Regions from separate parts of the Homo sapiens genome. Here regions 2, 3 and 4 are each linked to region 1. The links are chromatin contacts, found by Hi-C or POLR2A ChIA-PET in ENCODE. All regions are on one chromosome and are shown on one strand. Each heading gives the region's core, a stretch centred on a gene start or an enhancer-like site at or near the end of the contact. The rest is flanking DNA. Distances are from core to core; before and after follow the strand shown.

Evidence for each region. Hi-C counts contacts between places; a loop is a spot of excess contacts on that map. ChIA-PET counts read pairs that join two places held with the same protein, here RNA polymerase II (POLR2A). Pooled maps may share reads with other maps.
Region 2: a map of B cell shows a loop between it and region 1 (6-fold over the local background). The contact joins the promoter of NCOA1 here to the promoter of EFR3B in region 1. A Hi-C loop is called at or near these places in 4 of 168 maps with a recorded cell type or tissue (B cell, CD8-positive, alpha-beta T cell and naive thymus-derived CD4-positive, alpha-beta T cell), 2 of 37 single-sample maps with no recorded cell type and 14 of 50 pooled maps. POLR2A ChIA-PET finds 5 or more read pairs at or near these places in 1 of 52 experiments (A549).
Region 3: a loop to region 1 is called in a map of CD8-positive, alpha-beta T cell, with 18 times the contacts of the local background. The contact joins the promoter of SF3B6 here to the promoter of EFR3B in region 1. A Hi-C loop is called at or near these places in 2 of 168 maps with a recorded cell type or tissue (CD8-positive, alpha-beta T cell and naive thymus-derived CD4-positive, alpha-beta T cell) and 11 of 50 pooled maps. POLR2A ChIA-PET finds 5 or more read pairs at or near these places in 3 of 52 experiments (Caco-2, HepG2 and PC-9).
Region 4: a pooled map shows a loop between it and region 1 (10-fold over the local background). The contact joins the enhancer-like site here to the promoter of EFR3B in region 1. A Hi-C loop is called at or near these places in 1 of 37 single-sample maps with no recorded cell type and 4 of 50 pooled maps. POLR2A ChIA-PET finds 5 or more read pairs at or near these places in 1 of 52 experiments (CD8-positive, alpha-beta memory T cell).

What each region holds. Positions count from the first base shown.
Region 1 is chr2:25,040,427-25,043,685 of GRCh38, reverse strand. It overlaps EFR3B (EFR3 homolog B), which reads right to left and starts at 1,610. Exons shown (of 23, transcript NM_014971.2): 1 at 1,367-1,610. The coding sequence starts at 1,373. RefSeq lists silencers at 217-346, 677-806, 917-996, 1,127-1,746 and enhancers at 704-1,652, 1,653-2,602.
Region 2 is chr2:24,489,899-24,493,191 of GRCh38, reverse strand. It overlaps NCOA1 (nuclear receptor coactivator 1), which reads right to left and starts at 1,938. Exons shown (of 23, transcript NM_003743.5): 1 at 1,590-1,938. RefSeq lists silencers at 1,166-1,655, 1,810-1,968, 1,946-2,285.
Region 3 is chr2:24,074,955-24,078,226 of GRCh38, reverse strand. SF3B6 (splicing factor 3b subunit 6) reads left to right here and starts at 1,901. Exons shown (of 4, transcript NM_016047.4): 1 at 1,901-2,027. The coding sequence starts at 1,998. TP53I3 (tumor protein p53 inducible protein 3) reads left to right here. Exons shown (of 5, transcript NM_004881.5): 5 at 466-794. The coding sequence ends at 648. It also overlaps a transcript of FAM228B not described here. RefSeq lists a silencer at 1,027-1,676 and enhancers at 1,787-2,016, 1,551-2,082, 2,083-2,615.
Region 4 is chr2:25,585,786-25,588,919 of GRCh38, reverse strand. The region is part of intron 6 of DTNB (dystrobrevin beta); the gene reads left to right. Among named protein-coding and RNA genes, the nearest start is that of DTNB, 86 kb to the left of the region's middle. Within about 2 kb of position 1,364, at least 3 of the 41 ENCODE cell types and tissues checked have a DNase peak (open chromatin) inside an H3K27ac peak, as active enhancers do.

The DNA of each region.
Region 1 (3,259 bases), core at 361-2,860:
TCCCCAGAGTCCCCAGTGGTCAGCAGCACAGCCTCTCAGGCCAACCTCCCCCTCCTCCCACTTGGTCCAAGAGAAATGGTACTTGCTGAGGGGACCTGCTGATGTCTCACCCTGGATCAGAAATGCAAACGTATTTCTGAGCAACTGGGCAGGGAAGGAGACCGATGAAAAAGTTGAGTCAGTCTCTCTCTCTCTCTCAGTAGGGGGGCCCACCAATTGCTGAGCCTTTCCACCAGGCTCTCAGCTTCCTCTGCCTCTAACAAACTTTGTGACTCACAGTCTGTTCGCGGAGCGAGGCAGCTGAGCAGCCGAGCAGCCTCAGTGATGGGTTAAATTGGGAACGCACTCTTCTCCAAACACTGACCCCTCAAGTGCAGCCTGAGCCCCTACCTTGCAGTGGGGGTGGGAGGTGAGCACAGCTCCAATTATTTTGCTGGCACTAGAAGAGCTGCCAGAGACCTGGGTTTTCATGGACTTATGTCTACCGGGATCACACACACACGCACAGCCCTTGGTGGGCTGCAGGCTCAGGAATGCAGTCCATTCCTAGACTGGTCTAGGTCTCCAGTGCTCCATTCATCAGAGCTGCAATGTGGGACCCAACGCGCTCTCTCTTCTTCACCCACACTGCCTGCAAAACCAGAGGGAGTCCTAGCAAATGATCAAGCAGAGCCGTGCATCGTGAGGGTCTGGCTAACTGTTGCACGGCAGTTGAGGGGATGGCGGTGGAGGCGGGGAGAGGTCAGGGCTGTGCTGCACCCTCTCAGCAGCGTCTCCTCCCTTCATCACTGCGGAGGGAAAATCTGGAAGTTGGTGAACCTGGATCCCGCGGGGCGGCAGGGGCAGGCAGAGGCCGAGTCCATTCAGGCGGGCGAGACGAGACTCGGCCACTGGCTGCTCCCCGGGCCTCTGCGCCGCCGGCGCCGCCTCCCGCCTTCTCCGAGCCGCGCAGACGACCGGCCGCGGGCGTCTCCCTCAGCCCTGGACCGGCTTCCCACAGAAAACTCCCAGGCACAAACCGCTTTTGTTAATTCCGCAAATGCTGCCACACGACCACCTCCTCCAGCACTCCCGGTCTGCTCGGCTCCGGGAGACCCGCTTTCCCCTGAGCCTCCGCCCCCCGAAGGACCACCGCCCAGCACCGGCACGCGCCGGGCCTGGAGAGGACCCCAGGGTCCCCGGCCCGAGGCATCTTTGTCCTCGCAGCGCAGACGCGCGCGCACAGAGCGACCGCAACAGCCCCGCCGGGCACCAGGTCAGCGGCCTGGCCCCGCGCCAGGGCCGTGCAGGGGGACAATGGTCCGCGCCGGGGAAGTTTGCGGAGTCGCCCCCGCGGGCCCGGGCCCGGGCGCGGAGCCCTCCTTACCGTACATCTCGGCGGGGCGCGCGCCTCTCGAGAGGCCGGCGTCGCTGCGGCGTTCCCAGCCAGCCCTCGGCGGCGCCCGCCTTTCATTCACAGTCGGGGCGGGGACTGGCGGCGGCCGACAGGGGCCCGGGCGGGGAGGGAGCAGACGCGGGGGCCGGCCGCGGGCAGGACGGAGCCGGGCGCCGCCAGCCCATTCAGCGCCGGGCTGCAGCGGCCGCCTCCGCTCGGGTTGCTGGGCACTGCTGCGCGCAGGGGGCGGGGGCTATGCTAATACTAATGCTCCTCCCTCCCGGCTCGGCCAACCCGAGGCCTCTGCGAGCCCCTCGCCCCGCCCCGCCCCTGCGCCCCGCCCCCGAGAAACCCACAGCCGGAGATGCGCCTTTTCCGAGGCTGTCGCCCTAAGGGCCGCAGCGTGCACCTGCGGAGCTACCCACCCCAACTCCCTGCTCCTGTCGGAGCGCTCGGAAGCTCTCCCTAACCTGGGGTCCTCGAGGTCAGCCGGGGCGCTGAGAGCTGCAGGTGCACCCCTCCTCCAGTTCTGTCCAGGCTGCGTGGGCTAAGCCGGGGGGCGCAAGGATGGGAATTGGGGAATGACTTCCACCCTCTCCTGGCTAGGTACCTTAGCTGAGCGCCGTTCTCTGATGAAGCCCTCCAGCCCTCAGCTGCGCCCTACCAGCTACTCTCTGGCTAGGTGCCCAGCCACTCTCTGGCTAGGTGCTTGCTACCACCAAACAGCGTCCTTCCCGGGTCAGGGACGCAGGAAACGCACCCCACTCCCAACCCCCAAGGGCTGCAGGAAGTCCGCTTGCTTTTCCTCTCCCTGATTTATATGTGTAATTCGCAAGCTTTGCCGCCAGGATCCTCTCCAGCTGAGCCCCAGCGCCGACTTGAATTCCAGCTCTGCACCTGCCGTGACCCTATGAGGAACAGGCACAGAGAGGCAGCGGCTCATGCCTACGCCCACACCTGAAGATCTCTCCTAAGCTAGCTCAGGACTTCCCTGGGCTTCTCATCCAGCCTTCTTTACATTGCACACGTTCCCGTCTTTTTTTTTTTTTTTTTTTTTTTTTTTTTTTTTTTTGACATGGAGTCTCACTCTCGCCCAGGGTGGAGTACAGTGGCACTATCTCGGCTCCCTGCAAACTCCGCCTCCTGGGTTCAAGCGATTCTTCCACCTCAGCCTCCAGAGTAGCTGGGACTACAGGTGCGTGCCACCACGCCCGGCTAATTTTTGTATTTTTTGGTAGAGAAGGGATTTCACCATGTTGGCCAGGCTGGTCTGGAACTCCTGACCTCAAGTGATCCGCCCGCCTCGGCCTCCCAAAGTGCTGAGATTACAGGCCTGAGCCACTTCTCCTGCCCCTCCTGGCCTTTCAATATCGATTTCTTAGTTTCTCTTGGCCCATGGTTGAGAGTTGTTTGGGTTTTCTTTTGTTTTTTTCTACTGGTAGAAATATTCTACTAGTAGAAGTTAGAGAGGAAAGGAACTTAAAGATACTTAAGAACTGAACTTCATTTTACTTCATTTAACGTTGAGAGGTTAATTTATGTTGTTAGGCTGGGCTGTGTGTCTGTAGGCCAATGATCTACTCTCTCAACCCCAGCTTCCTGCAGGACTGTTGGGAAACTGGAATAAAATCTACATGAAATGACACAGTGGGCACTCATGTATATTTTTTCCTTCCTTCATGGCTCAAGGCAGGAACAGAGCCAGAGAAAGAATCCAGGTTGCCAGACTCTTGAAACAGTGCTCAGTCTGTTGCACTCAAAACTTATGTTTCCTATTTTTCTCTGGCCTGGGCCTCCACCTCCCGCCCGCGCCCCACTCTCTTGCTGTTTCCAGGTTTTCTTCTTCTTCCTTGACCTCTTTGACTCTCTTAGCAGCATGCCAGC
Region 2 (3,293 bases), core at 689-3,188, 550 kb after region 1:
TATGGCAAATAGTTCAAGGAATGCCTATTTGTTAAGCTGAATCAAACCCCACTGCTACCTTTAACCCAAAACTATTTCTAGTTGAAGATCCAAGAGACCTAAGCAAATACTTTCTTTTCACATTATTCTCAACATGAAGAAATCCGACCCCCTTCCTACAACATCATAGGAGGCCCCTCTGGCCAACTTTCGTTGTTATTGTTGTTGTTTTGTTTGCTTTTTTTTTGAGACTAGCCTCCAACCAATTCCAGAAGAGGAGACAAACCTCAAACAAATTTAACCCTTGAGATCCATCCCTCAACTGTATCATATAATCTACGCTTCACGGCAGTAATGTTTTAAGCAGACACTTGATTTCTTAATCACTGAAATGTAAGCACCAGCCCTCACAAATCATCGCCACAGAGATTCCTCTTGGCATCCACAGAGGGTGCTGGGACTGCAATTCACTCAAGAACCCTTTACTCACCAACATCACACTCGACATTAAAAACTCACCGTCTCCGAAGAAAAAATGTCACCTTCTGCACAAGGACACCTGCCTGTTCAACACCTCTACAAGAAACGAGGAGGGCCAAGCATGAGAGGCTAACAGATCCTCCAGCTTAAAGTTTTCCTCCCCATGAAACTCTCCGGACACAACACCGTGGCCTGTCCTTGTCACACACACACAGGCTGTATTGTCAACCCCTCCGTCTCCCTCTAACGTCGTCAGACTGGGCAGTGTCTACCCATGGGGGTAACTGCTTTTAAATAAAATAAAAAAGCAGCCACCACAGCTGGGTAGTAAGGACTGGAGACCCTGGGTGTCCGATTTTTTCAGGTCTTTTACAAGGGACTAGAGAGCGGCCCGAATTCTGTCACTGCCCACTAACCAACCCCACCTCCCAATCGCCTCGTCAACATGTTTGCTTCCCTTCCTCGGCCCTTTCGGCTGAATCCCAGGAAGGGGACCAAACCCGGGCCGCGACAGGAACATGTCCAGTATCCATCCCATGTCTACCTCCGAAACCCCTTCTCGGGAGAAGGGGCGAGCAAGCGCGCCGGGGTCAAACCCAAGCGCCGTCGAGGGCTGCGCCGACGGAGAGGGACGCCGCGGTCGCCCCCATTTCGCGGTCCCGGCAGGCGAGATTCCGAGAGGTGAGCGGGCCGGCCAAGGTCACGGCGTCGTCGGGGCCGAGGGGCGCCCGCGCCGACTTCCGGCTCCCCCTCTCGGCGGCGGCCCGGGGCGCCCGCTCCCCACGCCGGGCAGGCGGCCGCGCAGCTCGCACCCCCTCCGCGGATGCTCGCCCTCTCCGCGCTAACTAGGGCAACTGGAAAAGAGGCGGAGAGAAGTCGCTGCTGCAGCGATTTCCCCCGGCGGGGAGCAGCCCCCAGCTGGTGCCCGTGACAGCTGCGACCTCCGCCCCCTCCAGCCGCGCCGGGCCGCGAGGGGAACTCGGGGAAGTGGGAGGAGGATGGAGCGGGAGAAAGGAGAGCAGGGGGCGGAGGGGCGCCAGCTGCTCCCCGCCCCCTAGGGCCTCCGCGGCCGCGCGGCTCGTGACAGCTGCACCCACCGGGAGGCTCCGCACCCGCAGCCCGCCACTCACCTGCCGCCGCCGCCTCTGGGCCCCGCTCACCGGCGCCGCACTCGTCCGCGACCGTGGCGGCGGCGCCGCCCCGGCCTCCGCCGCTCCTCGGGCCCGGCGCCGCGGCTCTCCGGCCCCCTCCTCCGGAGCAGGGGTCCCCCCGCAGGGGGATGCAGAGGGAACCTGACGCAGGCTCCGCTCGAGGGAGCAGCAGCGAACAGGCGGCGGAGGCCCTCAAGGCCGCGAGGCAGCCGTCGGAGGACAGAGCTCAGCAAATCGCGTCAGACTCCCGCTCGCCCGGCCTGAAGAACAGGCATTTCAGCCGCTCTCCGCGGCCGCCATGTTCTCCTCCTCGGCCGCCACCGCCGCCGCCGCCACCGCCCCCCGCTCGCGGCACCGCCCCCTTCGCGCCCCGCCCCGCCCCGCCCGTTCCCGGCCGCCCGCCTGCCCGCCCGCCGCACTTCCCCTGCCGGCTCCGGCCGCCCGGGCCGCCGCGACCCGGTGCCCGCGAGCTCCGACAGTGCGCCCGGGACAGCGCGCCCCCAGCCCGCCGGGCCTGCCGGGCCCGCCGAGCGAGGAACCGCCCCGCGCCCTCTGCCGGCCCGCCCCAGCCGGCGTCCTAACGAAGTGTGGGAAAGGAGGCCCGAACTCTTCCCCGCCCGTCTCAACTCCTCCCCGCCCCTCTCCTGCCCTCCCCTCGGGGCGTTCCTCCCACTGCTGCCGGGAAGCGGCCTCGAACACCAGGGCGCTCGCAGCTAGGCCGCCGGGCCTGCCGCCTCCCGCTGTTCTTTATCTTTCTGGGAAGGTGTCGGAGCGGCGAGAGGCCCTGCGGACGGGGCGGAGTCGGCTCCGGGCCTGTCCCTCCACTCGGGCGTTCTGTTACTTTGAGCGAGACATATCCCGCGGGCCTCGTTTTTTATTCTGTAAAATTGGGAGGTGGTTGCCTAGATGATTTCACAGGCTATTAGACAAGAGAAAAGGAAGATCGTCTGCCCCCTTCGTTTTACAGATGAAAAGATCTGCCTGACCCGTTCTGGCTCTGCAATTCCATGAATTATCTAAAATGTCTGTCATTCACAGATCTTTCCCCTCAAGGGGCCCACACCTTTCTTCTTATCTCCCTTTTCTTTTTTTTTTTTTTTTAACTTCTCTAATAGAAGTGCTACTTCCAAAAGTAGAGTGTTCTTGTCACCAGAGGAATCGAACAGCGGCTGAACAGCCTCTCTGAGCTGCGATGGCCTTATCTGGACCGCATCCCGCATTCCAAAGGCTGGCAATGCAATATATACCTATGTCTCTCCCTGGGTTGTCCTAAGCATGAATGAGTCACTCGCCGTGGAAGTGCCTTGTAAAGCATACATCTGTCCATTCCTTTCTTTTATTCTTACCCCATTTCGCACTCTTACCCTTCCTCAATCCTGTCCTGCTGCTGCTGTCTCCCGGCGTTTCCTGCTGTTTCGCTTCCTGTGTGTTCTCCCCTAAATCAATCTCTGTAAATCCTTAAGCCCTTCCCACCCTTCTCCCAACTGGGGAACCTGACAGCCTTGAAAACACCAATCTCCGTGGCAGCTCTCTGAGTCGACGGGCAGCTTCTTTCACAGGCAGGTACTACTGTATGCTTTCACCATCCTCTTCCTATCCTTGTCACGCTCATAAAGTAATCGCTAGACCACACCCCCACATGCATTCATATATTCATTCATTTATATATTCATTCCCCTGATT
Region 3 (3,272 bases), core at 652-3,151, 970 kb after region 1:
AAATTTCTAGGGAAGTCACTAGGAGATATATGGGGGTGGGGGGTGTAAAACTAGTGGAAGATAAGGGTTACTTCCTTAAGTGTATTTATTCAGTTCCATTGCAGCCCCGTTTCCAGTCTCTGGTGATAAGGGCTTTTTGCCCTAGTATGGGGAGGGTACCCCTCTCAGAGGAATCTTTATGACTTGCTACATGCAAGAAGAGACAGGTCAGCTAGCCTTTTCTGAAACTACAATTTCTCCAATGCTTTCACCTCAAAATTAACAATATACCTATCGGACATATTCTGAGATGGCACATGACTCCTTCAAGGGTATTTCACACACATGCTAGGAAGTGAGGGGTTAAGTGTCCCTGTGTGCTTTTTCAGATACGTGGCTTCAGAGAGAGCAAGAAGGCTGAGGAGGATGAGGAGGGCAGGGTGAGGCTCTCTCCCCAGGCTGATGATCTCCTTTCCCTTGTCTTAGTACAAGCAAATGCTGGTGAATGCTTTCACGGAGCAAATTCTGCCTCACTTCTCCACGGAGGGCCCCCAACGTCTGCTGCCGGTTCTGGACAGAATCTACCCAGTGACCGAAATCCAGGAGGCCCATAAGTACATGGAGGCCAACAAGAACATAGGCAAGATCGTCCTGGAACTGCCCCAGTGAAGGAGGATGGGGCAGGACAGGACGCGGCCACCCCAGGCCTTTCCAGAGCAAACCTGGAGAAGATTCACAATAGACAGGCCAAGAAACCCGGTGCTTCCTCCAGAGCCGTTTAAAGCTGATATGAGGAAATAAAGAGTGAACTGGAAGGGTGGCACGCGGACTGGGGCCGCCGCGGCGGGGTTGAGGTGGGAGTCCGGACGGGCGTCGCAGCGGGGATTACTGAGGCCCGATCAGCTGACGCTCAACCTGAGGGCCCCTCCAGGGACGGAGATTCTGGGTATAGTTACAGCGTCAGCCGTGACACAAGCCGCCAGAACCCCACATATTCCGCCTTGCGCACAGCTAGAGGCCCAGGCCCACCACCTCCGGCACCTGCCCGCGCGCCCCGCAACCAGTGGGCACCACAGCAGGCCCCAGCCCTGCCCGCTACTCACCTGGGCCCCACCCCACCTCTCGCCGCCCTCCTCAGGCCCCACCACCTCCCGCTACACATCTGAGCCCCGCCCCACCTCCACCACTTTCCTCAGCCCCAACCACCTCCTGCTACACTTCTGGGCCCCGCCGCACCTCCACCACCCTCCTCAGGCCCCGATCCCTTCCGCTACTCACCTGGGTCCCGCCCCAGCTCAGTCCTCCTCAGGCCCCGCCTTCGCCCGCTACTCACCTGGGCCCCACCCCACCTCTCGCCACCCTCCTCAGGCCCCACCACCTCCCGCTACACATCTGGGCCCCGCCCCACCGCCACCACCCTCCTCAGGCCCCGCCCCTTCCATTACTCACTTGGGTCCCGCCCCAGCTCACCGCCTTGCTCAGGCCCGGCTCCCTCCCGGATACTCACTTGGGCCCCACCCCAGCTCTCCGCACCCTCCTCAGGCCCCGCCCCCTCCCGCTACTCACCTGGGTCCCGCCCTACCTGTCATAACCCTGCTCAAGCCCCGCCTCCTCCGCTCCCCAGTTACTCACCTGAGACCCGCCCCAGCTCTCCGCCCTCCTCAGGCCCCGCCCTCTCCACCCGGGTTCCTCTGCTCAGGGCCTCCCCGACCGGAACATCTCGCCTTTTGGAGGCTACGCCCCGCCCTTTACGGTACAGAGCCCGGAAGTGTCTTGGACTCTCGCCTTTCCATCTTCCGGCCTCGAGTCTCGCTCAGGCTCGGTTTTACCCCGGAGTCTATTCGAAGGGGGCTGCTACGTCAGCGCGTCTCAGCGTAAGACGGCGCTATTCCGCTGTAACAGCTTCCGGCGGGTCCTGGATGTTGATGTCCTGCATCTAACGCGGTGTAACCCCCGAAGCCGAGCGAGCTCCGGAGGAATTTCAGTATCTGCTACGGTAACTTCATCAGCCCGCCAAGATGGCGATGCAAGCGGCCAAGAGGGCGAACGTGAGTATCGGGTGTTCTGCGGAGGGTGGGAGAACTTCGGGTTTGACTTTCTTAGCGGCGTGGATCGGAGCATTCTTGCTCCTCCTCCGTCCCCAGAGCGGAGAACTCCAGAATTCCTATCCTGTCAGCGAAGACACTATCCGGCCCCATCCTCAGAGATATGCTCCTTGAGCCACATTTCTGTCCCCACCCCTTTTGAGAGTTCCTCAGTCTCTACCCTAGTGTCAGTGATAGTGTTACCCCTATAGCCTCTTTGCTTGACCCGCACCTAAGGACCTGGCGTTAGGATTATCTCCTTGACTTAAAGTCGATATCTCAGAAGAGTCCTCAACTAACTTAATGGTTCACCAACAACTAGGACCTGGGATTCCCCTCAGATCATGGTGCTTTTCGGATCCTTCATTAACACATTAATTAAAACAATATTTTTTGAGCACCTACTATGTATTCTGCTTGCCATGTGGGACATAATTCATCAATTATATTTATTGAATAGCTACTATGTGCCAGACACTAGTCTTACGTATTGGGAATACAGCAGTGAATAAAACAAGTCCTTCTGCTTACATTCTAGTGTTTGAGAGTACAGTGTTACGGAAACTTTTAAAAAAAAAAAACTCAAAAAAGAGATTAGTCAACAGTAAAACGCTTAGAGGTGTAAGATGAAGTTAGGCCGAGTGAGGTGGCTCATGCCTGTAATCCCCGCACTTTTGGAGGCTGAGGTGGGAGGATTGCTTGAGCCCAGGAATTCAAGGCTGCCTTGAGCCATGATTGTGCCACTGCGCAGCACTTCAGCCCAGGAGACAGAGCAAGACCCTGACTCAAAAAAAAAAAAAAAAACAGAAAGAAAGAAAGAAAGAAAGAAAAGACAAGCAATTGACCATTGTATATGTAAATGGAGACTTTTGGTGACCTTGATGATAGGAATCATTTCAGTGGATGAAAACTTGATTGCAGTGGGGTGAAAAGATGGTGGAAGTTGAGAAAATGGAAACAGCAAAGACACTCTGTCCATGAGTTCTCATTTAAATAGGAAGTAGGGAAATTGGATGATAGTTGACTTTTTTTTTTGAGATGGACTCTCACTCTGTCACCCAGGCTGGAGTGCAGTGGCACAGTCTTGGCTCACTGCAACCTCTGTCTCCTGAGTTCAAGCAATTCTCCTGCCTCAGCCTCTTGAGTAGCTGGGATTACAGGTGCCCACCACCATGCCCGGCTAATTTTTGTATTTTTAGTAGAGACAGG
Region 4 (3,134 bases), core at 115-2,614, 550 kb before region 1:
CTTTGCTACTGTGTACTTTGGTGTGGATTAGTAGTGTTTCATTGATTTGAAGACACTTTTTCATATCTTAATATTTCTGATGTTGAGATATATAGCCAATGATACCTCACAATTGCAGTTGGTTAGGCAGTGGTTATGATGGGCTGTCATTTCCTGCACATGTGTGAACTTGATCATAGCTGATCATTTGTTGTCACTTCAACTGAGTTGTATCCACTTTTGGCACTACATGTGTTGTCATTTAAAATGTCCTCAGAGGCCAGGCACAGTGGCTCACGCCTGTACTCCCAGCACTTTGGGAGGCCGAAGCAGGTGGATTATGGAGTCAAGAGATCGAGACTATCCTGGCCAACATGGTGAAACCCCGTCACTACTAAAAATACAAAAATTAGCTGCGCGTGGTGCGTGCGCCTGTAGTCCCAGCTACTTGGGAGGCTGAGGCCAGAGAATCGCTTGAACCTGGGAGTCAGAGGTTGCAGTGAGCCGAGATCATGCCACTGCACTCCAGCCTGGCAATAGAGGGAGACTCCGTCTCAAAAAAAAAAAAAAAGTTCTCGGAAGAGAGTATACTGTGATTTGGCATTAAAGACAATGTTGTTATAAATGCAGAAAGGTGTGGACAGAATAGAGGGGAATACACTGGATGTTAGTAAAACAAATATTCAGCATTGGAGGAATTCCATATTATTTTGCAAAGCAACAACCAGGTGCTTTTTAGAGCCTTTTTTTTTTTAAGGAGGCTTTATAGAGCCTTTTTAAAAAAGAGGATATCCCCAAATAGATGAAGCTGTATTTTTTTATTACTGAGATATAACCAAAATAATTTATTGTCACACTAAAGCATTGCATCTGAAGGTAGACCAAACTGCCAAGTTCCCCTGAATAGATGAAAGGAATTTCAGTTCATCAAGAGGCTGGTGTGACCAATTCACATGTCACGAAGGATTATGCTTAATTAAGTCATTGAGTTAGTTAAATTGGCTGAGTGCTTTTCTTTCTTAGGGGTAGAAAAAAAAATAATGGTGTGTCTTACAAGTGATCTTATAAGTGCATCTTAGATGGGATGAAATGCAGGGTGTAGAATGGGTTTTATTATGATCAGGTCTCTATAGTAATGAGGCCTGTCTCACTAGCATACTTAGATTGAACAAAATTGTAGAGACCTAGAAGTGAGATTTTATTCTAGTTGGGCCTGTGAAGGAGAGAGTGTCTTACTAAATGAATCCTTACATAGAAATGACAAGTGGCTTCAAGATTGTTTTCTTTTTAGAAAAGGATTTTTGTTAGCAGTACTTGCTGTCCACATGCTCTAGGAAAGCACCCCTTCCCCCCGCTTCCCCACTGATGATTCATGAGCTGAAAGAAGTTCCCCAGCCTGTGGGGTGTGGGGCTGTCGGTCCAGGTCATTCTTGGTGTTCATTGGTGGCACAGTCCAGTGTGCAGTCCCATTCTGGACTTCCAGTGTCCCCTCTGCCTTACTGCTTTATGTATGACTAACTAGTATTCAAGTAAAGCAGAAAAATTCATCACCCAAAAAACGAAGGACCCTGGTCTTCTCGTCACTTTATTCAGTGGCTCAATGGCAGCCTAAGGAAGAGGAGTGTGCTTTCTCAGATGTTGGTTTTATTATTCCTTTTAATCATAAGCAAATTTGAGTTTAAATCATCATTTTGCAATACAGTTCTGTTGATGTCCTTATTTTTCATAAAAAACTCGACTCACTCCTCATTGCCTGCTGGATAAGCTGCTTAGCATGACGTTGTGGCTCTCAGCAGTCGAACCACAGTCTACCTTTTCACCGCCATTCCTGATTGCTCCCGCTCTACCCCATCCCTCTCCTGTTCCTACCCTTAGCATACCATGGGATCTTTTTAGCTGTTGCCACAGGGCCATGGGGTTGCACTGTTTACATCCCCCTCAGTGTTGTGCGAGAGCATCTGTGTCTCCACAGCCTTGCCAGCAGCACATGTTCCCACACTTGAATTTTTGCCAATCTGATGGGTGAGAAATGTTATCTCAGTGTAGTTTTGATTTGCATTTCTCTTGTTTTGAGTAACCTGTTTTGAGTGAGTCAAAGCAGTCAAACTTTTTGTCTTTGTTTATATTCTTAGTTCTCACTGAAATGCCAGTAACCCCTGACTTTCTGTCTCTCCTCCAAAAAAGGCTTCAGATTCCACATCCTAGCAAAAATATGCCTTCTTCTTTGATGTTTTTAATCTTTCATCTTAGGATTGTGTCCTCTTCTCTACTTCCATGACATGTTACCTACAGCTCAGTTATGCCCTGAAGGGAGGGACCTTGCTCTCCTTCAGCTTTCCATCCCCAGTGACTGACAGTGTCTGGAAAACGATCGATACTATTTCCTGGATTAATTGAATGATTTTTTAAACTTTTTTTTTTTTTTTTTTTGGAGACAGAGTCATGCTCTGTCGCCCAGGCTGGAGTGCAGTGGCGCAATCTCGACTCACTGCAACCTCCACCTCCTGAGTTCAAGCAATTCTCCTGCCTCAGCCTCCCGAGTAGCTGGGATTACAGGTGCCCACCACCGCACCTGGCGAATTTTTGTATTTTTAGTGAGATGGGGTTTCACCATGTTGGCCAAGCTGGTTTCAAACTCCTGACCTCAAGTGATCCGCCTGCCTCAGCCTCCCAAAGTGTTGGGATTATAGGTGTGAGCCACCGCACCTGGCCGCCCGTGCTTAATGAAGCATTTTAAGTTAAGTATGACATGAGAAAATTAGTAATTTTGGTTTGAATTCTAATGAAAGCTTAAACTTCATAATGTATTTGCATCCTCGTTTTCACTGATATTATTCCATGATTTTTTCAAAGGAAATAATCTTTGCAATGAGAGAAATATAGTATTTCAGAATATTTGAAGTTTTTCTAATCTTTCCTTTATCCATAACAAATAAAAATATCTCTAAGAAAAAGCAGAGTAACATTATATTATTTTGTCATTATAAATTACTCTTATTTTCAAAGTCCAAAATAAATCTGTGATGTGGGGAAATTCAGTGTGAAAATAATTGAAAGACTGCCCCTTTCAGTTACAACAACTCTGTAACTCTGATTAATGTATGTTTGCCCTTGTCAGATAAAATATCTCTGTAACTATACTCAGAAGTTTGCAT